Linked DNA regions of Homo sapiens: regions 2 and 3 are each linked to region 1. Evidence: chromatin loops called from intact Hi-C (ENCODE). Cell type or tissue: HepG2. All regions are shown on one strand. Each heading gives the region's core, and the rest is flanking DNA. Links, peaks and the distances in the headings are about the cores only. Region 1 overlaps LOC105369850 (a long non-coding RNA gene). Region 2 has its middle 48 kb from the start of CSRP2. Region 3 has its middle 150 kb from the start of NAV3.

Region 1 (11,217 bases), core at 1,340-9,339:
ACAGTTTTCCTCCATTTCAGTTAATCACATCTCCATCCTTCTAGTCACTCTTGCCAAAACCTTAGAGTCATCCTCAATTCTTTCTGCCACTTTTCCTCTCCCATAATTCAATCATGGTAGCCCTGCCTTCAAAATATGTCGAGAATCTGACTATTTTTACCAAGTCAGCTGTTATCACTTTGGTCTACACTAGCAACATCTCTAATCTGGATTATTGCACTAATCTCCTGCTTCCTCCCTCTCGCCTGCGTTTTTAAATGTCAGCTAGATTATGTCACTACCCTGCTCAAACTCTCTACCGGCTTCTCATTCCAGAGTAAAACCAAAGTCAATAGCCTACAAGGCATTTTGCAATCTTTAATCTCATCTCCTACTCTCCCTTGGCTCACTTAGCAGGGCACAAACCCATATATACCTTCTGTTCTCTCTCCCTCTTTTCCCACTTGCCTACATAGCTCATTCCCCCATCTACCTTGGCTCAAATGTCCCTTTTTCAAGGCCTTCTCCAATAACCTTACATAAAATTACAGCATCCTTCTTCCCTAGCAATTTCTATTCCTCTTCCCTGACATTGTCCTTCATAGTTCATATCACCATTTGAACTATTACATATTTTATTAATATAGCTGTTTATTATCCCCGTCCCCCAACTAGAATGCAAGGTCCAACAGAGCATGGATTTTTGTCTATGTTATTCACTGTCATATACCCAGAACCTAAAATAGGCATGCGTATAGTAAGCATTCAGTAAACATTTGTTGAATGAATGAATGAATCCCCAGCACGCCTAATTCTTATGTTAGCACCTTAATGGATAAGGGATACGCAATCTGCATGACACTGCCTCTTTTTCTTGGTGTTCTTGTAGTTTCTAGTTACTTTACTAACTTTAAAAACTCAGTTTTTCTTATTAGTAAAAGTCAAGTCTAGAATATAAAATCCCCTAATTGCTTCCTCAGTCGTCTGAGAAATGAAACTATCAAGGAAGCAAGTAAAGAACTTTTCAAATTCTTTGCTTTTAGTAGAATGAACCTATCAACAGACATTGGAATCTTTGCAGTTCCTTCTCTGGAGCTTGTATCTGTGCCGGTTTTGTAACTAGAATGAGAAAAGAAGCATCTAGAACATTTGTATGGTTGGGTGGCATGCAGCACACTACTGCAATTATATCACTTGCATTTTCCCCTTTTTAGCATGAGCATAATGATTTTCATTATTTCTATCCTTGGGTTTCTAGACCTTGTTATAGATGAACTTTATAAAGTTAGGAAACATTTATTGAATCCAACTCCATAGCTGGTAGTTTTCTAGATGCTAGGAATATAAAGATGAAATTTCATTTTATCACACAGTAGTTGAGTTAGTAAATAAAAGGGCATATCGATACATACAACTACTTGATTGGATTGATTTCCTTTGAACAAGATTTACCTTTCTGTTGACATATTTTAGTCTGTGATCACAAGTCTTGGTGGGGATGACAATAACAATGACTTCAAGTTACAAAGTTCTAACGGGCAAATATATGTAATAATTAATTTATATTAACACTTTTCCGATCAGTGATCTTTAGGTGGGCAGGAGCAAAGACTGACTGGAGTTAGCTTAAATAAAGAGGACTTACTATATATAGCAATGAAAGTGTTGTCATATCAACCCAAGAATACCCACAAGTAACTGCTATAATAGAGGGTGGCAAAGAGGAGTTCTGATTTCATGGCATTTCTGGTGACCTCAACAGGAGGAATTCATTAACCATGACCTGTTTGCATCATTGTTCATTATCACGACTCAGTGGTATTCCACATGCCTGCTTCTTTCTCTTGTCATCTGGTCAAATGGCCATTCCTGGTCCAAGCGGCCACTCCTGGTCCAAGCGGCCAAGGCCAGATTCGCAAAAGCAGGATGTAAATGGCAGTTGGTGCTCAGTGTGGCAAAGACTATTGGGAGTGGCAGAGACTAGGAGGAATTTGAGGGAACATGAAGCCTTATCTAAAAGGGACTACCAATTGTTGCCATGTGGGAATATGAATCTATTTTTTAACTACTTGATTTTTCACATGAAGATGGAAATCCTGAGTGAAATATCTTAATATTTAAAAAATGGCAACTAAGTAAAATACAAATAAAACAAAACAAAGAAACCTGCACAGACAAACCCTGTGCAGGTCTGTGCAACAAAAAGTTGAGGTAGCAGCCCTAACTGCTTATCCTTGGAAAGGCCTGCTTACAAAGCCGGCCCTTGGCTGGCATCTGGGAACTTGGATTTCAGGAGGGTTCCCACCATTCCCAGAACTGGTAAGAGTGACTCGCTGTGCCTAAACTTTTTGTGTAGACAACATGTTTATGCTGACTACTGGCTTTCCTTCTAGGACTCTGAAATTTGAGTATGTGCCTAGCAGAGGCTGCCTATATGACTAGGCCCCAATAAAATCCCTGAGCTCTGAGTCTGTAATGAATTTCCTGGTTGGCATCATTTCACATGTTTTATCACAACTCATTACTGGGGCAATTGAGCACATCCTGTGTGAACTCCATGGGAGATGACCCTTGAAAGTCTGTGGCTGGTATATCCTGGATTTTGACCCATGTGCCTTTTTCCTTGCTGATTTTGCTTTGTATCCTTTTGCCAATCATAATCATGAGTATTACTATATGTGAGTCCTATAAGTCCTCCTAGTGAATCATCAAACTTGGGGCTGGTCTTGGGGACCCTAACTCAAGGCAAAATAAAACATATCTTTGAACCAAATTCAGCCAATAGTTTCACCTTTCAACCTCTAACCTAAGACACGGGCAGAACAGTTGCCAGGCATAAATGGAGCATTTTCATATGTGTCATCGTATTTAGTCTTCACAGTAACCCTGCAAAATGAACCATTTTATAACCTCATGTATAAGTGAGGAAATACACTCAGAGGGCTTAACCTTGCACAAGGTCATATCACCTGTAGGTGGAAGAGGCAGGAGTCAGAGTTAAATCCAACTTTATTTTCATATTGCCTGTATATGAAATTATATTTCCTCCCTTATGTGAAAATTTCAGAATCATTTTGTTTATTTTCTATTTCCTATGCACAGTATTTACATCTCTGGAGCTCAAAGTATTCTTATCACTCCTCATCCTTGTAATATTTGCCTTTTTCTTATTCCCTTCCAATCTTACCTTCCTATCAGCTATGAATGAGGTTTTCTGAGCCAGTAGGGAAACAAACAAAAACAAAAACAAAAACAAAAACAAAAAAAAAGGAAGGTAAGTATGGGCACAGGCAAGGGAAGGGAAGGATTATAAAAGACAGCAACTGGGCCTGCCTCTGCTAGGGATGGTCAGTGGTCCCAACAGGAGGGTCTAAAGTGGAGTGGAGGCTGGGTGTACAGGGTGGCTCACATCTTTAATTCCAGCACTTTGGGAGGCTGAGGCAGGATAATCACTTGAGGCTAAGAGTTTGAGACAGCCTGGACAACATAGCAAGACCCCATTTCTACAAAAAGATTAAAAATTAGCCAGACATGGTGGTGCCTGCCTGTAGTCCTAGCTACTTGGGAGGCTGAGGTGGGAGGACTGCTTGAGCCCAGGAATCAAAAGTTACAGTGAGCTATGATCATGCCACTGGCCTCCAGCCTAGGCAACAGAGCAAGACCCTGTCTCAAAAAAAAAAATGAAAATAAATAAAAAAATAAATAAAGTGGCATGGGGAATACCAGGTGAATCTAAGCTGTAGCAGTAGTACTTATAGTCAGAGAAGCAGTAATAATCTTTCCAGAAGGATCCATGGGGTTTGAAGCAGGATCTCATTCAGTATATGGCGGACAGTAGCATAGTTCAGGTAACAGGATAAGAGGGTGAGAAATGGATAGGCAGGCTGTCAAGGGCCTATCTGGGGGTGAGTGCAGAGCTATACTCTCAGGAAAAAGTGGCATGAAAACCTGGAAGCTGGATAGAAGCCCTACTCTAAGATCTGAACTTGCAGAGTCAGAAGTTTGGAAGGGAAAGTGCAGCTTGATGGCTGAGCAAGTACTCGAGAGTTCCCCCCGGTCCACTGAATATTAAACTTAGAACAGCATGACCAGTACGAGCCTCTTTCTTCAAACATTTTGTATATCTTGAGTGGCTTTCTAGGTAATGATGGAACTGAATTCATAAAGCGGAAGGTCTTTCTTTGTTTCCTGTGTCTGGGCTGAGCTGAACACGTTTGAGACTGACACTTCTTGCTGAAGGAACACACCAGAATAGGTTTGCCTAGCTTTGCAATATTTATTACTGTTTTAGATTTCCCTCACAATACATCTCTGAAAAGACTCAGTGAACTAAATGATACTCAGAAAGATAGCATTTCAGTGAACTCTTGAGGTTACATTTAAAACAGTCACATTATCAATGTAAGTAATTATTCCCAATTATTCCCATACCAATCTGTCTTACAGATATTTTAATACTAGGTGGTCTCTGAGTTATAAACATCAGGCTTATGAGCATCCCATGCAATTCCGCGTCCACTAATATCTTTTGAATTTCTACTATGTGTGCCTCATGGTCATTATGCAGAGTCATAATAATTGACATTTATTGAACACTTACTCTGCAATCTGCACTGTTGCACTGACATGCATTAATTCATTGTTCTCACAATAATGCTATGAGGTAGGCATTATTATTGTATCCATTTTCAGGTAAGAGTCCAAGGCACAGAAAGGTTCAGTACAACTTTTAGTTGTACCTAGAAGTGTGCCTCACTTCAAACAATGAACAATTTAGAAAGAGAGATAAGACATATTGAAATGTAAACAACCAGTCACCTGCCTCTCCTGCACTTTCACCCAAAGTTTGTTTTGATCCAGATCTATTTTTACCCTTTGTTCCATTTGGCATCCAAGCTACTCTAGTGCCACCTGCTGACCAGAATGGGGAACTGTCTGACCTAGTACCTTCCCTATAATCATTTCTTCGAGTAGGATTCTGTCATACACTCCATTTTATTTCTAGCTTTAAAATGTCCACTTTATACCATATAACACTTAACATGTATAATTTATATCTGAAGAATAGATAGCCTGTGATGCTGATCTATGTTAAAACACTCTGAGAAATGTAGTACAATTTTTTACATCTCTGGGTTTCTCTAGAAAAGGGTATCACAATGCAGAACTATGGGTATCATTACTACACTTTGCATAAGATACAAGGGAACTATGATAAACTTCAGAAAGTAGTGAACTCACCTATTCCTTAAAATATGAGTAGGCAATTGTTACAAAGCAATAGTAAACGGCTTATAAAGTATAAGTTTATTTTATGCTTCTCTGCTATTACACAGGGCACAACATTTTTGCAAGGCTTTTTTGGGACCACAGTGCATTAGCAACAAAAAACGCTGGTCCAACTCTGAGTAGCAGTCACTAAATGAAACGGATACCCTCTCACATGTGCACAAATCTGCATAGAAAAGTACTAAAGTTTTAGAATTGGACTTGTGTAATGTATTTCTGCTTTCTAGGGTATTAAGTAATGATATGCACTTTAATTTACCTAAAGCAATGCATGTATCTTCGCAGCAACATGATACTTCTATTAAACAGTTAAGGTGAATACTGGAAGTAAAAGACAAGAGGTGTACATGAATTTTTATTGGGAAGGGAAGTTGTCAACTTAAACAGTAGCAAATGAAAACCTTGTTGTTATGGATATACGTGACCTCCATAAACTATTATATAGGAGACATTTCAATTTCCCCCCCAGGCCAGAAAAGTTCCATACCGAAAGGAAACCCTTGAAGAAGAGTAAGGGAGGGAATAAAGAAATCAAGAAGTTACATAGGGAATACTCTCGAATTGTAATTAACTGTATTTTCAGATCTTTAGGGTGGTACAAAACATAATTGCTTGCAGCATTAGTTCAGATTACTTAAATATCAAGTACATTTTTAGTCCACTATATAAGTGGAAGTTACTAATATTTTATATGAAATGAAGCCAGTAATACTTTTCTATAGCAGTAACTGTACACCAGGAGGGCCAGGACAAACGAAAGAAATGGAGTTTTCCCAAAGCTGCATTGTGAAAAGACTGTAAATGGGTTGATCCCATACGCATGAATGAATTTCTTTTTTTTTTTTTTTGAGATGGAGTCTCACTCTGTCGCCCAGGCTGGAGTGCAGTGGCGCTATCTCAGCTCACTGTAACCTCTGCTGCCTGGGTTCAAGCGATTCTCCTGCCTCAGCCTACCGAGCAGCTGGGATTACAGGTGCCTGCCACCGCACCCAGCTAATTTTTGTAGTTTTAGAAGAGACGGGGTTTCACCATGTTGGCCAGGCTGGTCTCAAACTCCTGACCTCGTAATCGGCCTGCCTCAGCCTCCCAAAGTGCTGGGATTATAGGCATGAGCCACCGCGCCCGGCCATCATGAATGGGTTTCTTTGCTACAGGAAATCCAAGTGGAAAAGGCAATGGAGATGTGTACAAAAGTTTCTTGAAGGGAAGAAAGATTACGCCTTGTATGCATTTACTTTTCTGTCTCTTGGCTGCCACATCACATTTTTCTCTTGCACTGTCTAATGGCCATAATGTTAGGTTGTCTCTATAAGCAACTGCATGATAAGGGTGCTGTCTTTGAATCTTCACTCAGTGTATCAAGTTCTTCTATGGCCTATCAAAAGTGGTTTTAGTCAGTTCGCAGGCAAGCTCTGGGTTATTAAGGATCTCATAGTAAAGTACAGAAATGTTAAGACATGTATATGGATTACATCTCTTTACTATATCAAATGCCTCTTAGGAAGCTCTTTGGGAATTATCTATCATTTGTTTCAACCATCACCACGTGCAACAAAGGTACTGGAAGTAATCTCCCTTTATTTTTGATAAAAGATCGTACTCGCTAGATTAGTTGCATTGGATAGTAAATAGTTATCCAAAAATTGCAGGACAGTAATGCATACGGATCTCAGTTCAGACTTGACTTTCTCCTGATAGTTTTCTGTTGTTTTTTGGTTTGTTTTTTGTTTTTTCTCAGTGATGTGAAGCTCACTCCCAATAGTTCTTGATCAGCTGCAACTTCTTGTCAGAGGTGTTGGTTTTTCTGCTCAATGCTCAAGAGACCCTCCAGGTGGACCTGTAGCCTTCAACAATGTTTTTGTAGGCCACAGAGAGTGAGTTGTGCTCCTCTTTGGACAGCTCTGCAACCTGCTAGGAGAGCCTTCACAATGCAGGTAAAATCAATGATAGCAAAACCCTTGAATCCAAAGTGTTTGCAAGTACTCAAAGCCCCCCTCAGAATCACCATGAAGTCCTCACTTACCACCTTCATTCTTTTCCACTTAAATCTGTGTTTCTATAAGTATCAAGATTTGTGATAAAGATTTCTTTTGCACCGATCCTCGAGATATTAGAGTTGGAATGAGATTTAGAGATCATTTAGAGTTCAAGTTCAACATTTTGTTTACAGTTCTCTGCTGTTTGATGCCCCAAATCTATTTCACAGGAAGCCATTTGCTGATCACCTGGCTTGACCTCTTTCCTGATTCTTCATTTTTCTCCAGTCTACTGGGAATTTTCCCCTGCTCTTATTATAAAGAAAGGCCTGTGTTTGTAGCCGATGTGGGCTCCCTCAATAATTGGGCATGACACATTTCTATTCCCTCTGGTAGGTCTCACTCCTCCCCACTATGAGATGGGTTAACTGCTGCATTTCTGTGGCCTCAAGTTCCCCTCGTCTTGTCACACTAGGGACCCTGAGACACAAAGGGCTGCACAGCTGTCAGCTGATTTGAGCTTGGGGCTTCAGTGGCCTTTCAGAGTTTTCCCAATGACTGCCCTCCAAGTGGTTTCTACAAAGAAGAAAACAGTTTCTCCTTTGTTGAAGGCTTCCTCCTCCTGTCCCATTATTTCCATCTATGGCGGAGCCAGGGGGTACCTGGGGACTGTTGGCTCCATAATTTTATTAGTGCCCTCTCCCCAGTTCTTTGATATTGACCTTTGACATTCACTCAGTCTGATGTAAAGTACTTTGCAAAATCAGCTTTAAGGCCCCCCTTCTAACAAATATCTCTCCTCAAATCCAACCTAAGTAGGACTTCTGGAGATATAGCCTCTTGGAGATAATTTAAGCAGGGGAATGTTTCAAAGTAGAATGTTTGCTGTCTTTCCTGATGCCCACCCTTTCTTTGAAGGCTTCGTTCCTCTAAACTGGATAGAATTAGAAGTGCTTCAGTCTTATCTCTAGTTTTCATTGTGTCCAGGAGCAAGAGAGTCCTGCATCAGAACGCTGCTTCTCTTTTAGGTCACTTCACGTGATGTTCTTTGTGGATGATCATCTTTGTGGATGATGTTGATGAGTTAGTAGCATGAGGTTAGAGCCTTTCTTAGTTTCACTGTAGACAGTTTCCTTCTATAATTAGCTTCTTTCAGTTCGTTTTAGTGGGTATAGGAATAGGAAAGACTTTTTAAAAGTCTTCCTACGCTTTCATTTACAGATGAAGAAACTGTGGGATGGAGAGGTAAAATGATCTGGTCAGATTCACACAACCAGAGAGTAGCCGAGCAGAGGACTGAACCTGGGGCTACTGTTTCATTGACAAACACTATTTTCCTATTCTGCTTAATAGCCAATATTATACCAGTTTTTTTAAACTGCCTTTCTATTTTAAAATATTTAATTTTTCAGTTGCATTATGCATTCATTTGGTGGACTCACCTCAGAAGTAAACTGTTTAAATCAAGTTTTTATGGGAAAATGCACTTCTAAATTCAAATAGTCAATTTCCTTATGAATCTTTGAAACAGCATGTAACTCCTTGCAAAGATTTCAGGGTATCAGTTGAACACTGTAAAATTTTTATGTAGAAACAAAGTAATTCCAGGCACTTCTGCTGAAGGGACAGTCCATGCACAACAGGTGAGGGGATTTAGTGGTAACCAGTTGGGTTAGAAAAATGGACACATTGTCAGCACACAGTCTTGGTTGGTGCAGTGTTCAGATCCATACTTTGGGTCATAAATTACTTATCTCAATATGCTCTTTTAATTATGTTCTCCTTACTCCTCTTTTGTTGTAGCACCTACCTTCTGTCAGGAGTGGTATTAAAGTTGCAAACAAATTTTTGTCAGAACATTTGGAACATTAAGTTATATGAATGCTAATTCATATGTTATATGAATGCTAATTAATAATAACAAAGAGGCCAGGCATGGTGGCTCACTCCTGTAAGCCTGTAATCACAGCACTTTGGGAGGCTAAGGCAGTAGGATCACTTGAGCCCAGTTTGAGACTACCCTGAGCAACATGGAGAAACCCGAAACCCTGTCTCTACAAAAAATATGAGAATTAGCCAGGTATGATGGCAAGTGCCTGTAATCTCAGCTACTCAGGATGCTAAGGTGGGAGGATCACTCGAGCCTGGGAGGTCAAGGTTGCAGTGAACTGTGGTTGCGCCACTGCACTCCAGCCTGGGTGACAGAGCAAGACCCTGTCTCAAAAGATAATGATAACAAAAATAATAATAACGAAGACAAAAGTTCCCAAGTTGGAAAATATTTCCTTAATGAATTGCTGTAGAAATGAGGGGGGCAAGCCCATCTTCAACCACTTCAGAGCTTCCATAAAAATAATAGTAAGAAGAAGAGCTACCATTTACTAAGTGTTTACTTTGTGCCAGCCATTACTCTGAGTATTTTACAAACATGTTATTTGATGAGGTAGGCATAACTTTCCTAGAGAGGAAACACACAACCTTTCCTGAGAGAGGTCACACAGCCAGCAGGAAGAAGACCTAAACTTTAAATCCAGGTTGGTCCTATGGCAAGGCTGAACATTTAACCATCACCCATCCTAAAATGTGATGCTTTCTCATTCCTAAACCCCAGGCCCATATGCTTTGTATTCTTTCCAAATGTGTTTCTCCGTCTTCCGGAAAGGTAGAGCTTGGCTATTGGAACTCCGTGTCTTTTTACCTTTCAGAGTAGGACATACATCAGTGCCACTCATTCTCATTCCTTCACTTTCTGTTATTCATGCTTTTCTTATTTATGCTTTTCTTATTTCCATTGTGAGTCTAGATCTGGTTGTTCCATTTCTGCCTGAAGGGCCCTCTCCTAACCCCCTCCATTCCATCTCTCCAGCTGAGCCACTCTCATCAAGGGAAAGCTTAAAGACTACATCACCCAGCAGAGGTTTTTGACCAAACATTCCCGAGGCTTCCCTTTCCTTCAGCACTTATTGAGAGTATAGACCTGTGCCTGTCCTTTTCCTGTGTGTATAGTTATATTGTTTCACTTAAACCAGCAACTCATTGAAAATAATTATTATTATATTATTGAGTTTTTTGGATAAACTCAAAATAGTAGTTTTAGTAAAAACATTTATGATTATTAAAAATAAGTGATGTGTATTTATTCTGCATAAACTTGTTAGAGTTCACATTTTTTTGTTAGTTTATTTGGAGACAGAGTCTTGCTCTGTCGCCCAGGCTGGAGTGCAGTGGCATGATCTCGGCTAACTGCAACCTCCGCCTCCCAGGTTCAAGTGATTCTCCTGCCTCAACCTCCCAAGTAGCTGGGACTACAGGCACATGCCGCCACGCCCAGCTAATTTTTTGTATTTTAGTAGAGATGGGGTTTCACCGTGTTGCCCAGGCTGGTCTCAAACTCCTGAACTCAGGCAATCTGCCCGCCTTGGCCTCCCAAAGTGCTAGGATTACAGGCGTGAGCCACCGCGCCTGGCCTAGAGTTCACATTTTTAAAAAAATGAATTGAAATTTAAGGAGAAGGTCAATTAAATAATAGAGACTTCTTTTCCAAGAGTAATTAGCCATTGCATCAGATAGGAGATTGGACTAGATAGCTTTTGAGGTTCATTGGAGGCCTATGATTCCACCATCACCCTAGTACCAACTGAGTGGTAGAATGTAGTGGGACAGCAGCAGGACCAAGAACGGTGATTTCAAAGGGCAAAGAGACATAAATAGTGAGTGAGAGCCAGAGTCTGAAATATGAAACAAAGCAGAGATGGAAAGACAAACAGCCACATTTTAATCAAAATAGCCAAACTCATGTGAAATCCATAGCACTGAATCTTCAGAATCCAAAAACAATCCATGTATTTGTCCGTTTTTGCATTGCTATAAAGAACTACTTGAGACTGGGTAATTTGTAATGAAAAGAGGTTTAATCGACCCATGGTTCCACAGGCTGTATAGAAGCATGGCTGGGGAGGCCTCAGGAAACTTA
Region 2 (11,217 bases), core at 1,360-9,359, 310 kb before region 1:
TGTCTGTTCATATCCTTTGCTCACTTTTTGATGAGGTTGTTTGTTTTTTTCTTGTAAATTTAAGTTCTTTGTGGATTCTGGATATATCTTTCTTAGTGACTAACTTACTCATCCAATCAGCCATTCGTTAAAACTTGTTGAGCACCTACTATATGCCAGGCATTATGTCAGGAGCTAGAGATATAAAAATAAGATAAAATCCTTGCCTCTAGAGAGCTCACAATCTAAAAAGGAAGAAGACATGTAAATAAATATAAACTGTGTGTCACTAGCTATTACCCACATCTACAATGACAGGAACAAAGTGCCTTGCAAAGATATTTCCCGAGATCATCAAGTATTCTTAAGGCTCCTACAAGTTTCATAAATAAGTCTTACTAGCTCCTGCAAATTTGAGAAATAGTGGCCAATGGTCTGTAATGATAAAAAATATTGTTTGACTTGCCTGGTTTTAATCTGCCCAGTTATATATTTTTTAATTAGACTTCATTGCTAGCTAATTTCACCTAAAAATTTAGATTTTGAGATTTCTTAAAAATGTAGAAGATACTGGCCCCACATTCCTACATGGCAGTAATAGATTGGAACTGAGTGGTCATTGTCCTTTGTAGACAAGGTACATTGTATCCAGTTTATCAACAACCTACCTCTGTCTCTTGTTTCACTGACTTAACCTACTTTATTTATTTACTTTACCTGTTCTGGCCATCAGCCAAATGTTCCTCTATTCCAGCTCTGATCTTCTCAACTGGTTACCACTGCACTATGCCCTGTGTTAACTCTTAATGATTCTGCTAAGTCCCGCAGGAAAATCTTTATGCAAGAGAATCTTGGGAAAATTCTGTGGTCAAATAGAAAGACTCTTAATTTTTTGCCATGCTTTCTAGGAGAAATGAAAACAGTACTCTTTTGGAAAAAGAAAACCAAAAACCTTTCACTCTTTAACTTATTTCCCATGGGATTCAGCTATAGGTCCATGGATCTGAGTGGAAGTGTAGCAGTCAGGGTCTAGTCGGAAAACAGAAGCCACATTAGTTATTTTAACAGAAAGAATTTAATATAGGGAATTGATTAAGCAGATATTGGAGGACAAAAAAGCAAAAGGGGGCACCAAGATAATTCAAAGAAAGTAACTGCAGAAAGAAGCCATTGTCCCTAGGGCGGGGGAACAAAGAAGAAAGGCTGGTATTTTTCCAACACAGGTGCCTGGAGTGGAGACCTGCAAAGCTGAGATTGGACCTTTGAAGTACCACCAAGCTGCCATTGGTACCTGAGGAGAACTGGTAACCAACTGCATACCTGGGTGAAGCACTATTATTTAGGCACAGAACAGAGAGCAACTAGAATGGAGCGAGTTTCTTCTCTCTCTTGTTGCCCTCTGTCTCCCTCTAGTACTTCCTATTAGCAGAGCAGAATCCTAGCCCCAGAATCACAAAGAAAGGTACAAAAGGCGTCAATCTGGAGTTGAGGGCTAAGAGCTTAATAATGGCACACTACATAAGGTGGTCCTCAAATTGCCCTGTTTGGTAACAACTAAGGCTTTCTTATAGAACATACTTGTTATTCTTGGCTTATCTTCCCTCAAGTTGAGTTTTCTCCCAGGATGATCCTCAGCCCCTTATTTCTGGAAGATTTGCCTGCCCCATAAGATTATCAGAGATAGCTGACTCCCAGAGTATAAAGAGCTGAATCTCAAGCTGGAGACCTTGCTACATACATCATTATAATAATGTGTGATCAATACGAATTAAGAGTAGACACAGCATGCAGCAGTGAAGAATTCAAAGAGGAGGTGACCTTTGATGAGCAACTTGAAGGATGGTTGGGAATTTACCAGGGGAAGAGGGATAAATAAAGCAGTACCTGCAATGTTGGAAGCCTGAGGAGAAAAGGGGTGCTTAGAGAATCATAAATTGTTGGGCCTGGTTAGAGCACAGGGTAAATATAGAGACTGGGCAGCAGATGGTACCTGAAACTCCAGCGACAACTTCTCCACCCTCCCATCCCAACAATCACCAAGTCCTGAAGATTCTGCCTATTCTGAAAAAATCTTAAATTTGTTTTCTCATGTCCATTCCCTCTGTTACTGCCTCATAAGCCCACATCAAACCTCACCTGGGCCAACAAGCCCCTATTATAGCACATACCAATTCCATCCCTCGTCCACACCACTGCCAAAGTGACCTGTCTAACACAATAGGAGCAAGTCTCCACTTTACCAAAAACCCTTTGCAAGCTTCCTATCCCCTATATATAAAGCCTAAACTCCCAAGCATGTCCTACAAGACCCCCAAAATCTAATCCCTACCCATCCTTTTCACCTGATCTCCTTCTACTCCTCCTTTCCACTTTAAACTCCAGGAAGGATGTATAATTCCATTGCTCCTGGCAGACATCAAGCGGTTGTACACTGCCCTGCCTTTGCATGTGCCTGAAATGCTCTCTCACCCTCTCCCCTGTCTGCCTCCTGGTCCTCTTGCAAAACCCCCCTTAAATGGCACCACCTCAAGGAATCTGTCCTGACACCACAGGTAGAATGAATCACCCCTCTGTGGAGCTATTTCTGTGGCTTCTAATGTTATATTTATCATGCATGTCATAATCATTAGCTTTAATTCTATCCTCACTGATAGACAATGAGCTCTTGGAGAAAATAATTCATATACATTTTCGTTCTTAGTATATTTTATGCTTGACAATGGTTGGCATTCAGTAAAGTCAGGATATTGTGAAATGACTTGTGTGTCAAGTTAAGAAGAGTTTGGCTTTTTTCCTATAGAGAAAAAGAAATTATTTTCTCTGTTTCTCTTTCTCTCTCTCTCTCTCTCCCCTCCTTTCCCACCCCCCTTGCTCTTTTATGCAAATAGAATGATAAACATAAAAAACTTTCCATAAGAAAAAAAAATTAGTCTAAAATGCAAATGTTTATTCATGTGGATTTTAGAGTGTTTCATAATTTATTCAGTACTTTCACATATTTTTAAAAATTCTAAATTAGCCGGGCACGGTGGCGGGCGCCTGTAGTCCCAGCTACTCGGGAGGCTGAGGCAGGAGAATGGCGTGAACCCGGGAAGCGGAGCTTGCAGTGAGCCGAGATTGCGCCACTGCAGTCCGCAGTCCCGCCTGGGCGACAGAGCGAGACTCAGTCTCAAAAAAAAAAAAAAAAAAAAAAAAAAAAAAAAAAAAAAATTCTTATTATGTGGCTCTTTTCTGAAATCCTTTAGCATCCCAGTCTTTAATTCTCTTCCGCATAGCTCTATCCAGCCTTCCCATTAGTTCCTACCACCTTTTCTCAAAAATCCCAGGTACTCCTTTTTTCTTCTTCCCAAGGAGTTTACAGGAACTTCTTGTTTTCATTGAAGCCCCAGCCCTCACTCACAGTTGTAGGGCCCTCCTTGATTGGCCCTAGTACAGAGTTCTTGCCTGTAGGGACAGGAATGCACACAGAACCCTTGCTAAACGATGCCCTCCTTCTGTGCTGCACCCTTTCAGGGCCTCAGCCCTCCAGAAGTCTGCAGCACCACCTTGAAAAGGAGCTGCTGGTAGGGAATGCAAAAGAACAGAAAATTTTTGAAAATGGAGGTAAACATTTTTAAAGATCTTTAAAGCATAACCTGCATTTAATGAGAAAGGGTCAGGGGCACATTCATGTTAATGGCCCAGATAAATCACCTTCTTCAAGAGGAGTTCATGTGTGCATTTGCGAGAGCCGCTAACATTTTCCAATCTTTTAGTGGAGTGCAAAAACACAAAACATAACAAAACAAAAAAAACATCCCGCAGGTAAAGAGTAGAGATCATGGGCTTTCACCTCTCTAGGGGCTTGTGTAAGCCAAGATAAGTCTAGGGTTTCCATTTTAGCCAGGCGTTCCTGTATTTCATATTTACATGCATTTGTGGGCTTCCTACTTCCAAAAAAGGCTCACAACAAAACATGCATTTAAATAGAGCTATTTTCTCTATAGCCAGCTGTCAGCTTAACTTGAGGCTTGTTCTCATATATGTCCATTGAATTTCATACTGGTATTTACTTTTTTAAAATATAATAATAATTACAAAGTAATTCATGGGTAAAGTAAAACAAATCAGAGTTGTATAAAAAAAAGTTAAAATCTGCTTCTTACCCATCCAACCCCTAAGGTAATTGGTATTAATGGTTTGATGTATATCCTTCAACACCTGTGGTTACAGGGAGTGAAACTGGTGTGGCCACTTTGGAAGGCAATTTGGTAATACCCATTAAATCTGAATTGTACAAATTATTTGATTCAGCAATTACATATCTTAGAATTTGTCTTACAGGTATACCCAAACACACAGGATAATCTTCATAGTATTGTTTATAGTAGCAACAGTTCAGAAACAGCCTAAAGCCTGATTAAAGGTGCATATCAAGTATAGGATACTATATAGCTCTAAAATATAATGAAGTAGATTGATAGGAAATGAAAAACCATGTCCAGAATGAATATGCATGTTTCTGTTAATACACACACATATATGTTCACTCTATACTACACACATACGTGGACTATGTGGATGTATACACACATGTGTGTGTATTTCTTCACTCTATACTTGATATATAGAGGCTATTTCTGGGACGACAACCAAGAAAATTCTCCATCGTAGCTGCCCTGGAGTCTGGGTGACTATTCATTTAGAATAAGAGGGAGACTTGCTTTATTATATACCTTTTAGTAGATTTGATTTTTTAACATGTGAATGTAGTCTTTTTTTCAATAAGAGAAAAATAGTGAGAAAAAATATGCCAATCTGATGGATGAAAATTATACTCATTGTTGGGCTTTAAATTTCCCTGGGTTGGCTGGGTGCGATGGCTCATGCCTGTAATCCTAGCACTTCGAGAAGCCAAGGGGGGGCGGATGACTTGAGGTCAGGAGTTCAAGACCAGCCTGGCCAACATGGCTAATACAAAAATTAGCCAGGCGTGGTGGTGGGCGCCTATAATCCCAAAAGAATTGCTTTAGTCCAGGAGGCAGAGGTAGCAGTGAGCTGAGATTGCGCCAGTGCACTCCAGCCTGGGCAACAGAGCAAGACTTCATCTCACAAAATAAATAAATAAATAAATAAATAAATGATAAATTTTCCTGGGTAAAAGTGAGACTGAACATGAGAAACTTTTTTCATGTGTATCACGGTCATTTACACTCCTTCGATGAGATGCCTATTAATATCATTTGCCCATGTTTTAAATTGAGTTAACTTCCTTATTAAGTTTTGTAGCTTTTCAAATATAGGAAATATTACCCCTTGTTTATAATATGTATTAAATATTTTTCCCAATTATTTTTTGTTTTATATTGCTGATAATTATTTTTGTCATTCAAAAATTTTTTGTTTGTTTTAGCAATACCACATCGGAGGCAGGGTAATGTAGGTACATTATTCTATCTCTTTCTTTATGGTTTCCCCTCTTGCTTAAGAAGTCCTTTTTCAACCAGAAGTTATTAAAATGCTACTTTTAACATTTAGATCTTTAATCCTCCAGAATTTATTTTTAAAGTATATGATTCAACCATTTTCTTTTAAATGTAGAACTAGTGCCATTTTGTGAAAGCCTTTCTCCCCAGGGAATTGAAATGCCAGCTGTCATATGTTAGTTTTCCATATGTGTCATTAATGCTCCTTTGCTCTCTCAGATTCATTATCTCCCCAGTCCTGTATCCCAGAGCCAGGCCCCCTTGTTTCCTGACTTAAAATTGGCTTTGGCCAACAGGAGGCGCCAGCAGATTGGAAAGACAAAGGGGTTTGACTATTTCTTCCTCCATGCCTTCCTTGCAGAGTCACCAAAGTGCTTCAACCCCCTTATTAGTTCCCATAACTCTGCCTAAATTCTGCAGATAGACACTCCTCTAAATTCTCTTCTAAGTCTCATATTTGCCTGTACCTTTTGTTTTTAGATTACTGTCCTTTCTTGTTCCTATTTTATAAAATGTGATAATGGCAGCTTGAATGTATTTTATCACATATTCAGTTTGCTATCTGGTTGTTCAAATACCTCAATATTCTGCCCTTTCAATATTTTCTTGGCGATTTTAACATGTTCATTTTTCCACTTGAAATAATTAATCCAGTCAGTTCTAAAAAGTTAAAATTATCATTAATATTGCATTAAATGTGTATATCAATTTGGTCATTTTTATGATACAGGTTTTCTCATTATTGAACATGGTACCACTCAGTATTTTCAAATGCTTATTACAAACCTCAACTCAATATCCACAAAACAGGTCAAACCAATTATTGCCCTTTCAAAGTTTGGCTTTATTTTTAAGTTCCCTCTCACTTAATGGCATTCACAATTACCCATGCTCAAAACCTAATGTCATTTTCATTTACTCTGTCATGCCTCACATCCAAATGGTTGCCAAGTCCTGTGATTATTAAGTGAAAAATATCTGTCAAATTATTTCCTCACCCTCTCAGAACTACAGACCCAAGTTCTCATCTCTTCAATGAATCGTCACTTACATTCCTTAATTAGCTCCAATCTCCAGCCCTCCTTAAATCTATTTTCACACTGCTTCCCAAATTATAATTTTAAAATACAGATATGAAAATGGCATTCCTCTGCTGAAACCTTCAATAATTTTAATGTAATAAAGTCAAAACATTTTTCATATTCCTGCTCCATCTACCTTTCTGGTCCCTTTTTCTTCCATTTACCCCGCAATCCACCAAAATACACACACACACACACACACACACACACACACACTCACTCCCCCATGCTCTAACCACATGGGCTCACTTGTAGTTTCCCAGACATGCTATTTCATTTCTGTCCTTGAAAATGCTCTAGTTCTATGCTGTCCAGTATGGTGGCCACCAGGCACATGTGGCTACTGAGTGCTTGAAACATGGCTGGTGCAAACTGAGATGTGATGTACGTGTGAAATGAACACCGGATTTTCAGTGGTTGTACCAAAAGTTTATTGTCAAATATCTCATTAATGTTTTTGAAAAATTATCACTTGTTGAAATTATAATAGAGTGGATATGTTGAGTTAAAATATATTATTAATTTAATTAATGTCATTAATTAATTAGTCTTTTTTTTACTATTTTAATGTGGCTACTAGAAAATATGAAATTCCTGTGTGTCTCACATTATATTTCTATTGGACAACACTGCTGTAGTCTGTTTTTGTCCATCTGGTGGAATCTAATTTGTGCTTAAACCCTGCTTCAGATGCCACCTCTTCTGTGAAGCCTTCACAGTTCCCTCATTCTAGGTAAAATTAATCATTTCTGCATGTGTCCCCAGAGCACTTTGCATGTACCTCTGTCATGGCACTTACCTTATTATAATATCATTATTTGTTTATATATCTGTCTTTAGCAATTTTGTATCTTTGTGTCCTTTGTTTCCTTAGTCTTCAAGCAGACCTAGTGCTCAATTTGTGGTGATTAACTGGAAGGCAGAAATAGTTCTACCAAAAACAGACTAAGAATAATCACTAAAAATAATCACAAATTTTACCCCTAAGCTTATTGTAAACAAGACAGGAAAGGAAAATGTCACTTTATACAACTCTAATAAGAGAAAGCTTTCAGTCTGTCAGGAGGCCAAACTTTCCCTAGCACTAACTCCAGGAGAGATTTATTGCATGAAACCTCATATGAGACACTGAACCACATAGTACGTCAGGTCTTTAATCAGGGGTCTACAGATAATACAGAAATATTCCTTATTTGGCCATTTTTTATATCAACCAACACTATAAGCAGACAATATAATATTACAGTACAGCTCAAAGCAAGCATTTTATAGACTAGATTAAGGCAGTTCAAACAGAGCTCTCTGGTGATCCAACTTGACAGAAAGAAAGAATCCAGAGAATATAGTTGTTGCTGTTGTTGTCTTTTATTCAGTCTGACAATCCTTGTCTTTTAGCTGGAATATTTATTCTATTTATATTATTAAAATGATTGATATTGCTGTCAGATCTCTCATCATACTATTTGTTTCCTATTTGTCCTGTTTGTTCTTTGTCCCTTTATTCCTCAATTCACTTCTTCTTTTGGATTAATCATCTATTTTATTATCCCACTTTTCTCCTCTATTAGCTTTTTAGTTAGGTATTCTATTATCTTTCTTTTTTAATCATCCTATTAATAAAATTTAAAAATTGTTTTAAGATACATGTTGTTCACAAAGGAAAATAAACGTAAGGACAGATGAATTCAGAGAAAAGGGATTGGAAAAGATATAATAAGTACATACTAACCAGAAAAAAACTGGTGCAGTTATATTAATGTCATATGAATATGATTTTAAGATAAAAATATTATATAATGACAAAGAAATAATTTACCTAAAGATATAGCAATCTTGAGCATATAGTTACCTAACTATATGGCTAAAATATATGTTCAAATATTGACAATATTATAAGAAAATTACAAATTCATAATTATAATGTATGATTTTAACATCCTTCTCACTAGTTTATAAAGCAAACACAAAGTAGTAAGAATATTAAGAATTAAACAAAATAATAATGAAGCTTGGGCTAATGGAAATATGTATACATAAATCCTGAGCATAACAAATTTTCAAACATATAAAACCTGACCTTATACTGAGTCATAAAGCAAATCTCAGAACTACCAAAAAATCAGCATAATACTTAACCCATATTGCCTACTCACAATTCAGTAAAAATAGAATATATTAGTAAAAAGATAACTTCCTCAAATACCTACATTCAGAAATTTTAAAATATAATTATAAGGAGTTTATGGATCAAGGAATAAATCAAAATGGAATTGGAAAATATTTTAAAATTGAACATAAAAATATTAAACTATGGTAAAACCTAAGGGATGCAACAAAAATAGTAGTTAGAAAGATGTCTACACTCTGAAATGCATAGATTAGAAAAGACAAGTGACTGGAAATTAATGCTTTCAACACAGGAAGTAAAAAAAAAATACAAACACAAAAGAGTAGAGCCAAGGAAAGTACAAGAAAGAAAATAATAAAGATAAGCATAGAAGTAATTGAAACAGAAAACAAATAAACATTAGAGGATCACAAGAACCAAAAGCAGGTAATTTTTGTGAGGCTAATAAGATAGAAACAAACAAAAAATCTTGGCAAGTTTGATCAGGAGACCAAAAAAAAAAAAAAAGAAAAAGAAAAAACAGCACAAATATGTTATATTAGGAATTTTTAAAAAGGATCCATAGACTTTTTCTTTTAATCATATGCATTAGTTTTAACTCTTTTGGTCATAAAGGATAAAAAACCCAGCATGGGCCGGGTGCGGTGGCTCACGCCTGTAATCCCAGCACTTTGGGAGGCCAAGGCGGGAGGATCACGAGGTCAGGAGATGGAGACCACCCTGGCTAACATGGTGAAACCCCGTCTCTACTAAAGATACAAAAAATTAGCTGGGCGTGGTGGCGGGCGCATGTAGTCCCAGCTACTTGGGAGGCCGAGGCAGGAGAATGGCTTGAACCCGGGAACCGGAGGTTGCAATGAGCCGAGATCGCACCACTGCCCTCCCGTGTGGGCAACAGAGACTCCATATCAAAAAATAAAATAAAATAAAATCAGCATAAACCGGCTTAAATAAATATTGAACTTATTACAGAAGAGTGCAGAGATAGGTTTGGCTTGAGGTGTACACTAATGGAGAGTTTAAGTTCGACCTTATTTCTCTCAGTCTCCCAAGTCTACTCTCCTTCGTGTTAGTTCCATTATTATCAAACACACTGTCCCTTTGAAAGGCAACACAGCTAAAGCCAATATCTTCATAACTACAATCTGGAGCAAAAGGGAAAGGATTGCCTTCACAGTGTCTCAATAGATGTACCATTGCATGTCGTTGGCTCTGATGGGCTCATGAGACTATCTCTAATCCAGTCATTGTGGGCCAGGGAATGTGATGTTCAGATTAGCTGAGTTTGAATCACTTCTCTGCTGAAGCAGGGAATGGAGTTAACACCTTTGGTAGCACATTAACCAAAATCACAGTGCAGTTAGAGAAGAACAGTGAATGACTGCTCTAGGGCACAAACAACAGATGTGCATCTCAACACGACTTCAGTCAAATGTTTTATTTTAAACAGAGTTCCAGCCCTATGAGCTCACCAAGATGAATCAATTGCCAAATGTCCCCCTGCATAACTAAATTTGATCTGTTGCATGAAATGATTCAATACTATCTACTTTGCCTAAATTCAACAGGCCATTTGCCAGAAGGTACTATTTGGGTTTGGGCAAATTTGATACTGATTTGTTGTTTTTAACAGCAATTTGCCAGCAGATTCAAGAATTTCCTAAAGTCAATTCCTACATCACTTTGCTATTTTCAGGTAGGACTTTAATAAACAGAATCTTTTGACTTAAAAACAGCACAGTACTCTGCATTAAGTGTGTTTGTTGTTCATTTATTCAAGAAATACTCATTGAGAGTATGTTCCAGGCATTTCATTTATGGTTGGGGAGCTAAAGCAAACAACAAAGATCCCGACTGCTGCCCTCATGGAGTTGACAGTAGTGAGCCTAAGAGTAGAATAGATTTTCAACTGTTCAAGTGCATGAGTTACTTCTATGCCCTTTTTAAAGCATTTCGGGCTGCAGATTTCACACAGGTCATTAATCTGGCCAAGCGAGGAGAACATTTTGTTCCTGTGGGAAAGTTCTCTGGTCACTGGGGAACATGTCACTAGTGTTTAGACAGGACTTTTGATGGAAGAACAAGTGGAACTGGAATAATTTGTCAAGCCTGCAGTCTGGACCTCATCCTCCTGTCAACTGCATTTTGGTGGACTTTTAGGGGTAGGTGGTTTGGAGGAAGGGAGCAGAGTTTAAACGAAAGAAGAAAAAGCCAGAAGCATAAAAAAAGAAACGGGAGGGTGGGTGGAGGAATAAATGAAAAAAAGAGTGGGTGATACAGGTTAAATTGTGCCTCCTGGGACACGAATAAATATTTGTCTGTTGCTTGTTGTCAGCATCTTTCCCAAGACTCTAAATGAGTCTTGGGAAAGATGCCTCCTTTGAATGAGTCAGTGAGTATTTCAAATGATCTTCAAAACTTTTGAACAAAAACACTATTGACTAAAGACCCAGAAAACTAATTTTATGCCATCCTGACTTAATTATGGCAAAGAATAATTGACTCCATATAAAATCTCATGTTATATTCATGTCATACCTCTCAACTAAAACAATTCAGTTTA
Region 3 (11,217 bases), core at 1,653-9,652, 1.1 Mb before region 1:
TAACACTTAGTAAATAATAATTTCTGGTTAAGAAATAAAATTTATGTTTGAGCAGAAAAAGTACAAGAATGGATATGTATATATATATATATATACACACATACACAAATACTTATATATGACTATATAGATTCCTCTACCACAACTTTTCTAGATTAATTCATTATAAAAATTTGATATCAGAAAATTCCCAGAAATGTATGTAAAAAATTCCAAACCATAGACTCACAAAATGTTTCAATTATATTTATGAGATGGAATTACTTAGTTTTTTTGTGAAACAACATCCCATCTTATAATTTTCGTAGTTACCTCCTCTTGTAAAACAGCAATATTCAACCTTCCATACAGTGATGTCAGATCCTGTCATCAGAACTGCCATTTGACACCTAAACTGTTAAAGACACAGTTTCAAATAAATCAAGCAGAAATAAAAGATGCCATAAAAATATAAAGAAGAAAAATTAAGAGCACAATTTATTGCTAATCTTGAGGCATTTTGAAGACCTTAGTTTTAACTTTAGCAATCAAAACTAAAGAATCAGAAACTTAGAAAATTGTTAACACTGAATAAGTGCTCCTTTTTATATTAGGAAGAGAGAGAAAAGAGGCAGTTTTTGAGTGAATATTATTCTAGACACTATATATATATTATATATACATATATATAAATAAATACATATATAAAATCATTTACAATCATCCATGGTTGTAGTTTAGAATAATCCCCACTTTAATGGAGGAGAAAACTGAGGCTCTAGAAAATCATTAATAACTTCCTATGATCTTATTATATGACAGAGTTGAGCTTGGAATGCACAGATTTCTGGCCGCAAAAACCTAATTCTTTTCATTTCATTATATTGCCCCATTTACAGTAGAGATGGGATAAATATGCCTTTGACAGTAAGAAGAAGTAAAAATATTAAGTGTTAGAAATTTAAAACATATTTTAATGATGCTTACAAAGTGCCAAAACATTTTAAATGATTAATACGACTTTAACTACTTTGTTAGTAATGACATTATCCTTTCTAAACAATGAATTTTCTAGAAAATGTTAGTAGCCTTTTAATGTTCCAAATTCACACAATCACTACTAAATTTATCTGTATCCTTTGGAGTCTCTCATTTGTCAAAGTGACCCAAGACTTCCCTGGTGTATCATGCTGAGACAGTTCGTTTCTTCAGTATTTTGTAGGAACCATATGCATCAGAACAACTTGTAAAACTGAAAATATTCAGCCCCAGTTAATCAGGATGTTTGAGAACATGAACTGAAAATCTGCATTTTTTCAGGCACCGTAGATTACTCTGATACAGATGACCTGATGAACCTGTTAAAGCTGAATGTCATTATACACTAAAGTAACAGAACCACTTACCTATGAGAGGGAAAAAATAGCTTAATGTTGGTAATTATTCCATTTCATTCCAGAATGAAAAATGGAAAAAACTCCTTGTGATTATATTTATTTTTCATATGATCATTATTTTTACAGATGGGTACTGTAACAAATATTTAACATGCTATCATTAACTGCTGACTTTGCAATAATTACTTCCAGTATGATTTCTAAAAATATTAAAATATTAAAGTTTATGAAATTCTAGTAGTACTAAATATATGCATTATGTAAAATGTTTACTTCCCATTTTAATTATTGCCTTAAATAAAAATACCTAAAAATGAAACTTCAATTTAGTAATGGTGATTTGATGATGTCACCTTTATGATAAACCTTTACCTCAGTTTAGGTTCCTTATAATTTTTTCTTTTCACTACATCTGAACACTAGAATAGTATTTCTACAATCAGCTTTCAGAGAAAAACATCTAAGTATAGTGCACTGCAACAGTTGCTAAGGTAACCACCATCTGCTACTCCTTTAAAAGTTTTGAGTTCACAGAGATCTTAACACACCTTCCTGAAACATCCAACATAAAAGCCACTGCCTAGAGAAATTTGGGTTCTCTTGCATTGGTTTTAATCTCAGACTGGATGGTAGTATATGGCATCAAAAGAGGCTGATATTTTTAGTTACAATTTTCATTGCACTTCAACCACTGGTAGAAGACAAGATATGTTCTAAAATGGAATCTTGGATGAGCTCATCTTGATTCATTCAGTGATTTTAGTGCTACTTTGACTTGAACACTGGCATATAATGTTGAGCTTTCTGAGACTTTTCTTTCCCCTAGCAGCAGATGTTCAAGACATGAGAATAACATATTTTGCTCTGGAAAAGAGGCAATTTCAGCAGGAAATGTTTTTAGACTTGTTAATGCTTGGAAATATCTGCTGAGTGTGTTGAGATCTTTCATATTTGGTCCTATTGATAAAATCTTTAATAGTACACTCAACCCCATCACTTCCTTAACCCTTCTGCTTATGCAGTCCTAAATCCTGGACTGCCTCCATTACCCACTTCCTATTATCCTGGTTTCAGCTGATTTGTTTCAGAGAAAGTTATAAAACTATGTAAATTTGGCCATCTGAAAATTCAGGTTTTCCAATTTCAGTTGGCTTATCACTTCTTAGTAATCCTTTTATTTACCCCTTATAAATCATGCGGCACACTGTTCAGAGAACTTAGACATAACCTTCCTTTTCCCTACACCTGTATATCTCTAATCCATTGAATTTCTCGTTTTTTAGAGCCTCTCCTTCATTATCTATCCGTCTTTAAGATACTCTACAATCTAACTCTCATTTACACTATTCTATTAAAACTTTATTCTCAAAAGTCATAAATAGCCTGCCCATCACCAATGCAACTGCAATAAATTATTTCTAATAACTGTACTTTGATCACTGGTATTTGAACTATTCCACCCTCTTAGTCATATTTCTGTCACCTCATACTCTGTCTCCTTCACTTACTGATTCCTCAACCAAAATCAGTTGAACAAATATTCATTGTGCACCTACTATTATTTTGTCCCTAGACTAGGCCTTGGAAATGAAACAATAAGATAACAAGATCCTTATCCTCATCCTCATGGTACTTACAGCCTAGTGAGGAAAGTAGACAATAAAAAAGTAATCAAAATATTAAGAAAGAAGTGGCATAGGGTAGAATGTGTACATATAGTAAGCATGTCTAACCTAATCTAGGGGGTCAGGGGTAGTCTTTTTGAAGTGTCTGTGTCCCCTTTATCAAACACCATTTGAGCCATCTCTTTATCTTATTAAGAATTATGCTTCAGATAAACTTTTAGCTATGATACAAATTTTAAATTTTTTTTTAACTTTTCGGTACTAATATTAATGGGTAATGAACTGAAATGAAAGATTCAAAAACCAAACAGAATAATTTAACATTTCCATGTGTTAAAATTGAGCTTGTACTTACACTATTTAAAAGGAAATCTGTGGGTCTTAATTGGCTATGATATTTATATTCTGTTGGATACAGTAAAAAGTGTGATATAATGTCTTTACATACAACTAATATATACAAAATGCTAACAATTTTATCTTTATGGTACACATTGAAAACAAGACATGGATTAAATTGTCTATAAAAGTATTTTGAAGGACTATTCTGTCAAAAAGGTTAAAATCCCTATATGATATATTGATTTAAAATTTGCTATTAAGCCGTAATACAATGTGCAAGATTCTATCCTGATCCTCAAATGGCTTATATTCAAGAGAGGCATTGCCATTTCTTTGGTAGAGAGAGGCTTATGGAACCGATCTAAGTTTATATTACTTGTGAACTTAGTCTAATAGTCCAGTTTTTTCTCATGAGTTTCTCTTTTTATTAGGCTAGAACGCTTCCATATGCTGTTCTTTTTGCTCAAATTTGATCTGTTATTGAGCAACTCAATAGTGCGTTTAAAACTCTGGCAGATATAAGCTTGATTAATTAAGTTTCTTGCATTATCTCCAGGCATTTCTTGGGTTCATTGCCAAACTCTGGATTGTCCACAGATTCAGGCATTTTAGATCTTGGAATCTCAGAAATGAGTTTGGGATGGACCCAGAGGAGGAAAAATCAAGTGTATACTTAAGGACTCACTGATGAATATGGGCTCTAATACGGCTTTCTTATGCCCTCCTACCACCCCACAACAAGCATTCTTATACATGCACACATAGTGTGTCCAAATAATGAAATAATACTCCTAATAAAAACAAGGTATCAGATCTCAGGCAATAAAATGTGCCAGGCTACTTTCTGTTTTATAAATGGTTATCTTTCATACAAAAGGAGAGAATGCTGCACAACAGCCACTCACAGTTTTCCGGGCTGATAGTATAAAAGAAGTAGTAAACTAGATAGACCAGGGATAAGACATTAGAAAATGTTAGTAAGAAAAATCAAACCTTGTAAACAGGGAGAAATATGCATATGGTAATACTTGCAGGAAATTACAGATTTAGTTAATATAACTTGCCCAGAAGCTAATGGGATAGTGAAGATGTAAAGATTGTTATGGAAAAAAGACCCCACCGAGAGGCAGCATTGAGTCATGGACATGCACACATGTTTAGGCTTGTTTTGTTTTTTTAAAAAATTCTTCTACAACTCTGTTTGCATATTACAATACAAATTTTAATTAGAAAAAAGAAACTATTAATTTAAAGCTTCCTCAGAGCTTTGATTTGGAAAGGTGTTAAAATAGAGAAACAGGCAGTGGTGTATGTTAAGACCTCGTACTGTAAAGTCAGATGAACCTAGGTAAACTCGTGGCTTCACTCACCATATGCTTATGATCTGAATAAGTTACTTCGGCCATTTGTGCTCAGTTCCCTCATCTATAAATGGGCATAATAATGAAATGAAATAATACATGAAAAGTACTGAGCACCTATGGATGCTGTGTGTCATGGATGCATCATTGATTGAGGCTTAAAATATCCTGACAAATCGAAGTCTGATAAGTCAAATATTACATATATAGGAAAAGTATAAAACAATTTTTTAAACAGAGCCAAACTACGAAACCAACTTTAGAACAAAGCCTCTGTTTTTAAAAAAAAAAAAAAAAAAAAAAAGAAAGAAAGAAAGAAAAGAAAAGAAAAAATCCGGTGGGGCACGGTGGCTCACGTCTGTAATCCTAGCATTCTGGGAGGCTGATGCAAGCAGATCACCTGAGGTCAGGAGTTCAAGACCGGCCTGGTCAACATGGTGAAACCCCGTCTCTACCAAAAATACGAAAACTAGCCAGGTGTGGTGGCCTAGGCCTGTAATCCCAGCTACTCAAGAGGCTGAGGCAGGAGAATTGCTTAAACCCAGGAGGCAGTGGTTGCAGTGAACTGAGATTGCAAAATACATACATACATACATAAATCCATCCCTTAATAATCACTATATCTAGGCTCTGAATATATCAGGACAGTTAAAATCAGGCATGATGGGAGAGGAGGAATTCCACATCTAGAGAGTCAAATCCATCCATTTTATTCCAGTAAAACATCAGCTTTCAAAAACTAGACACTTCTGTTGACAATGTTAAAGAGACACTACTATACTGGCTAAGAATAGCTCTGTGCCTACAGCATATGCATTCAATGCTTTGTCAAAATTTCTAAACACTCTAAATGGCAACGGCATAGTGAGGCAAAATGTATTCATTGTGTTTAAATTTTTCTATTTATAAATTATCATATGTAAGCACAACATTGAAAGCTGTTAATGGAACCCATTAGGCTTAGACACTACACAGGGTAGTTTAATAAATACTAAAACTAATTATTTTTAATGAGGTTTGAAATGGGTTGGCAATGACCTGACAAACAGCCATTCTTACAGTTCTCTGAGGCTTGCTGGGTGGAGATGAGAATCTTCCGGGCTATTCATTTCAAGAAGCTCTTGAAAACGGGAAAATTGGTAATTAGATATGAAAGATAAAAGTGGATAGGAAGCAAAAAGATATAAATGGAATATAAAACCAATGGTGTGCGTGTGGGTATGTGTGTGTGTGTGTGTGTGTGTGTGTGTGTGTGCATGTGTATGCGTTGGGAGTATCTTAAAGATTTGAGCTGGAGAATCTGTCATTGAAGACAGTGAATGAACAAAGAGAGAAATGAAGTTCAGAGTTCTTCACCATGATATGATGCCATTGGAAATGTCGATCAGCAGATGGCGCACATGTCAGGAAACTTGTTTCACTGCACAAAAGAATTGCTCCAAGGCGCTTAGCAAATTTCGTGGCATGTTACACACCGCTTACAGGAAGCCTGGTTAAAAGATTTATGCATATTTATCTGTTTGATTTTTTTCAATAACCCATTCATAAAAATATTTTTCTATGAGAACATAGGAACAATAGTAGGTTTCATGTAAGTACTCAAAGCAACTCATTAAAAGTTTCAGCTTCAGAATCTTAAAAAGGAAGAATGAAATTAGAGGAGCAATCTGACATTAAGATATAGTATAAACATAAAATAATCACGACAGTGTGACATTGGTATTAGGATACATGAATAGACCAATGGAACAGGTTACACAGTCCGTAATGATTCTGACGAAGGTGTCAGCAACAGGGAATTCAATAGTGAAAGGAAAATTTTTTCAAAATATTTTGCTGGGTTAAATATATATCTGTATGGAAAAAAACGGAACCATGATTTATACCTCAGGCCATATGCAAAAATTTAACTCAGGGTAGATTACAGACCTTGGCCAAAATATAAAGTTCAGTGAAGAAAACATAAAAAGAATATCTTGGCAATGAGTTATATAAGATTTTTAGAACAAAAAAAAGGAATCATCAGAAAAAAATTATAATAAATCTGACTTCTTCAAATGTAGTAATTCTGCTCATTAAAACACATCATTAAGAAAATTAAAAGTAGGCTGGGCATGGTGGCTTATGCCTGTAATCCTAGCAATTTGAGGGGCTGAGGCATGAGAATCTCTTGAGGCCAGGAGTTCAAGAACTGCCTGGGCAACACAGTAAGACCCTGTCTCTATAAAAAAATAAAAAAGATAGGAGGTTCACTTGAGCCCAGGATTTGGACACTGCTTGCCACTGGACTCTAGCCTGGACAAGAGAGTAAAACACTGTCAAAAAACAAGAAAGAAAGAGAGAGAGACAGAGAGAAATGAAGAAAGAGGCAAGCCCCACAAACTGAGAAAATATTTATAATACATAAATCATACTTGTATCCATATTATCTAAATAACAACAATAAATAATAATAATAGTTAAAAATGGGCAAAAGACTTGGGCAAACCCTTCAGAAGAGTATATGTGAATGCCAATAAACACATAAAAACATGCTTAACATAGTCATCAGGAAAATGCAGATTAAATCCACAATAAGATTATCACTTCACACTCATTAGAATGGCTAAAATTAAACAGTAATAATGCCTAATGCAGGTCTGAATGCAGATCACTGGGATCACTCAGATATTGCTAGTGGGAGTGTAAAATTGTTCAACATCTGTAGAAAATCATTAAGCAGTTTCTTTTAAAATTATACTTACCTTATGACCCAGCAATTCTACTCCTACATATTTACTGAAAAGAAATAATAAAACATATGTCCCCCAAAATATTATACACAAATGTATGGAGTAACTTTATTCATAATAATCTAAAACTGAAAAAAACTCAAATGTCCATCAGCAGGAGGGGGATATACAACTGTAACATATGCATACAATGGAACAATATTCAAGAAATAAAAAGAAATGAATTTCTGATGCACAGTAAACAAAAGAATCTCAAAAACATTATGCTTAGCAGACTAAGCCAGACATAAAAGCACACCTACTGTGTAACCCATTTTTGCAATGTTTAAGAACAAATAATAATTAAAAATATTGTTTAAAATAATATTGTTAAAATGCCCATATTACCCAAAGCGATCTACAGATTCAGTGCAATCTCTATCAAAATTCCAATGACATTTTTCACGGAAATATAAAAACCAATCCTAAAATTCATACGGAATCACAAAAGATCCCAAATAGCTGAAGCAATCCTAAGCAAAAAGATCAAAGCTGGAGCCATCATATTACCTGACTACCAGTTTTCAAAATCTACTACAGAGCTTGAGTAATCAAAACAGCATGGTACTGGCAAAAAAAAACACATACAAAGACCAATGGAACAAAGTACGGTATCCAGAGATAAAACTATACATTTATGATCAATTAATTTTTGAAAGATGCCAAGAATACTCAATGGAAAAAGACAGTATCTTTAATAAATGGTGCTTGGAAAACTAGAAAACCACATGCAAAAGAATGAAATTAGACCCTCACCTTATACCATACAAAAATATCAACTCAAACTGGATTAAAGAACTCAAATATAAGATCTGAAACTATAAAATTATTGGAAGAAAACATAGAAGAAAAGCTCTATGACATTGGTCTTGACAATATTTTTTGGATATCACCCCAAAAGCACAGGCAACAAAAGCAAAATTACACAAATGGGATTATATCAAACTAAAAGCCTCAGTATAGCAATTGAAACAATCAGCAAAGTAAAGAGACAATCTGCAAAATGGAAGAATATATTTGCAGGTCATAGACTTGATAACAGATTAACATCCAAAATATATTATATAAATAGAAACTCAAACACCTCAACAGCAACAAAACAAATAATACAATTAAAAAAATGTGTGAAGGACCTGAGTACACAGTTTTCCAAATAAGACATACAAATGGCCAACAGACATTTGAAAAAAATACTCAGTATCACTAATGATTAGGAAATTGCAAATCTAAACCACAGTGAAGTATCACTTCACTACTATTAGAATGACTATTATCAAAAAAGGCAAATGATAACAAGTACTGGCAAGAATGTGGAGAAAAGAGAACCTTTGCACATGGTTGGTGTGAATGTACATTAGTACAGCCTCTATGGAAACAGTATATAGGTTCCTCAAAAAACTAAAAATAGAACTACTATATGATCCAGCATTTCTATTACTGGATATATACCCAAAGGAAATGAAATCAGTATGTGGAAGAGATATCTGTCCTCCCATGTCCATTGCAGCATTATTCCTAAAAACCAAGATATGGAATCAACCTAAGTATCCATCAACATATAAACAAATAAAGAAAATGTAATACCTATACACAATGGGATACTATTTAGCCTTTGAAAAGAAGGAAATTCTGTCATTTGTGACAAAGTAGGTGAATCTGGAGGATATTATATTAAGTGGAATAAGCCAGCCACAGAAAGATAAATACCACATGATCTCATTCATATGTAGAATCTAAAAGAGTTGAGCTTATAGAAACAGAGAGTAAAATGGTGGCTACCAGAGGCTGGGGATTGTGGTGGCCAGGGGCGAGGTGGGGGGTGGCAGGGGACCAGGGTGTGGGTTGGTCAAAGAACACAAAATTTTGGTTAGGAGGAATAAGCTCAAGGGATCTATCATCATGGTGACTGCAGTTAATAACAATGAATTCCATCGTTGAAAATTGCTACCAGAGCAGATTTTAAGTGTCCTCACCACAAAAAATTAACATGCAAGATAATGCATGTGTAAATAGCTTGACGATGCCATTGCACAATAGGCAAATATATCAAAACATCATTTTGTACCATAAATGTATACCATTTTTACTTGTCAATTTAAAAAAGGAACAAATGATAACATTCTATAAAGCCAGAAATTAAAGGAGTAATTTCCTCTGGGAGAGAGAGGTATAAATTGGAAAGAGAAATCCTGGTTGATGTTAGTTACATGAGTTTAATACTTTTATAAAAACTCATCAAAGCATACACTTAAGATTTGTGAGTCTTGCTTTTGGAAATTATACCTGAAAAAGGGAGGGAAAATCAGCCATCACAGAACACCTTGTGCCAGAAATTTATTGAAAAAAACAGTTGATTATTAACACTGCACGGTTTGTGGTTCCTTTCTCTCAAACTTCAAATGTTGCTGACATGGAGATGTTTCAACTAGGTGTGATTCTCTTTTAAATTAAATCTGAAAACAGTCATTTTTGTAATAGAGTAACCTTCACCTTACTGAAAATACCTAGTGACTACTGTCATTCGGCTTTGATGCTCTTTTACCATGAACTCACAGGAAACAAAAGGAATATTAAAAAAGACTTCCTGGGAATATTGGAGAATTACTACACACAAAAGATTTGGCATATTTAACATCACCAATATAATTACCTATTACTTGTTTGCCTTTCATCAAGTAGGTATCCAAATCATGTTTTCTGAACTGAATGTTCTTAACATGACTTTTAATTTTATTGCTCACAAGGGAGATGAAGTAAGTTGGAGAACTTACTGAAATTCTGGACTGAAATCTTTTCAAAATTAAAAGATGTAATAGGTTAAAGAGCTTATCGGAGAAGTGATCAAGCTATCTTCAAGCTGCTAACCCTAAAGATAAAAAAATACTAGGCAAATTTAAGTATGTACCAATGACTTCAGAAAAAGTTAAAGATAAGATCCCAGGGCCAGAAATCTAACAAAGAATGACTTCCGCCCCTCCCCCCAAAATCGGATCTCATCATCACAGTCAACTTTATTGAGGAATAAAAGGGAAAACTATTTTAATAGATTCTCATCTCCACTGGATAAAAAATGCTATTGAGTACTCTTTCTTGGTGTCCATATGTGACTCTTCCTTCAGCTTCTACTCCACTTTCGACTCCTGGCATTGGTTCTTGTCTCCTATATGAAACCAAGACTCTCTTTTAACTTTCCATTCTCGTGTGTATAGAGATATTTTTCTTATATTGTGCACCTACTTTGCACATACTATAGAAGAAAAGTTTCCTGAAAATCAATAAAGGGCACAAAGAAGACAGCATTCTTCTTCCTTGCTTGAATTCTGGGCCAACAGAGAAACAGGATAAAAGAATTTGGCAATGAAGTACAAAATACCATCTTTCTTATTGTGAATGCTAACATTGGCGACTGGGCTTAAGTGTGAAAGCTGAATAAGTCTCCTAATATTGAAAACGAAAGCTAGACAGTCTTACTAACCCATTCACAACTCTAACAGAGAAATAGAGAATTCCTGATAGGGAGAAAGGAGAAAAGGTAGCCCATGAATCCACAGTTAAGTAAATGATGCCTCCCTCTTCCCCTAGGCGAAGTGTGGGTGAGGTGGAAAGATGCAAACAGCATTACCCTAATAGATATTCTTTCTTCAAGGGAGGAAAAAAATCAGCATTAGGTTGGGAAAAAAGTACACCTCAATTCCCAGTCCCTTACCCTCCTGCCCATGCCCACATCACTCCCCACAGGCAT

Evidence for each region. Hi-C counts contacts between places; a loop is a spot of excess contacts. Peaks named below come from ENCODE experiments on the same cell type or tissue, not always from the same donor. Only the 100,000 strongest peaks of a DNase experiment are listed, where the experiment ranks them.
Region 2: a loop joins it to region 1, with 15 times the contacts of the local background. A loop is called at or near these places in 36 of 110 quality-filtered maps.
Region 3: it touches region 1 in a loop (11-fold over the local background); 8 of 110 quality-filtered maps call a loop at or near these places.

What each region holds. Positions count from the first base shown.
Region 1 is chr12:76,615,348-76,626,564 of GRCh38, reverse strand. LOC105369850 (a long non-coding RNA gene) reads right to left here. Exons shown (of 4, transcript NR_188081.1): 4 at 11,134-11,217. It also overlaps the pseudogene YWHAQP7. Among named protein-coding and RNA genes, the nearest start is that of OSBPL8, 61 kb to the right of the region's middle. RefSeq lists a silencer at 2,282-2,576. In HepG2, for the core only: a CTCF peak has its summit at 4,881 (motif pointing left); a DNase peak (open chromatin) is centred at 4,824.
Region 2 is chr12:76,921,901-76,933,117 of GRCh38, reverse strand. No RefSeq gene overlaps it. Among named protein-coding and RNA genes, the nearest start is that of CSRP2, 48 kb to the right of the region's middle. RefSeq lists a silencer at 3,275-3,569. In HepG2, for the core only: a CTCF peak has its summit at 5,738 (motif pointing right); no DNase peak of the experiment used is centred there.
Region 3 is chr12:77,680,216-77,691,432 of GRCh38, reverse strand. It overlaps a transcript of NAV3 not described here. Among named protein-coding and RNA genes, the nearest start is that of NAV3, 150 kb to the left of the region's middle. In HepG2, for the core only: a CTCF peak has its summit at 6,096 (motif pointing right); a DNase peak (open chromatin) is centred at 6,122.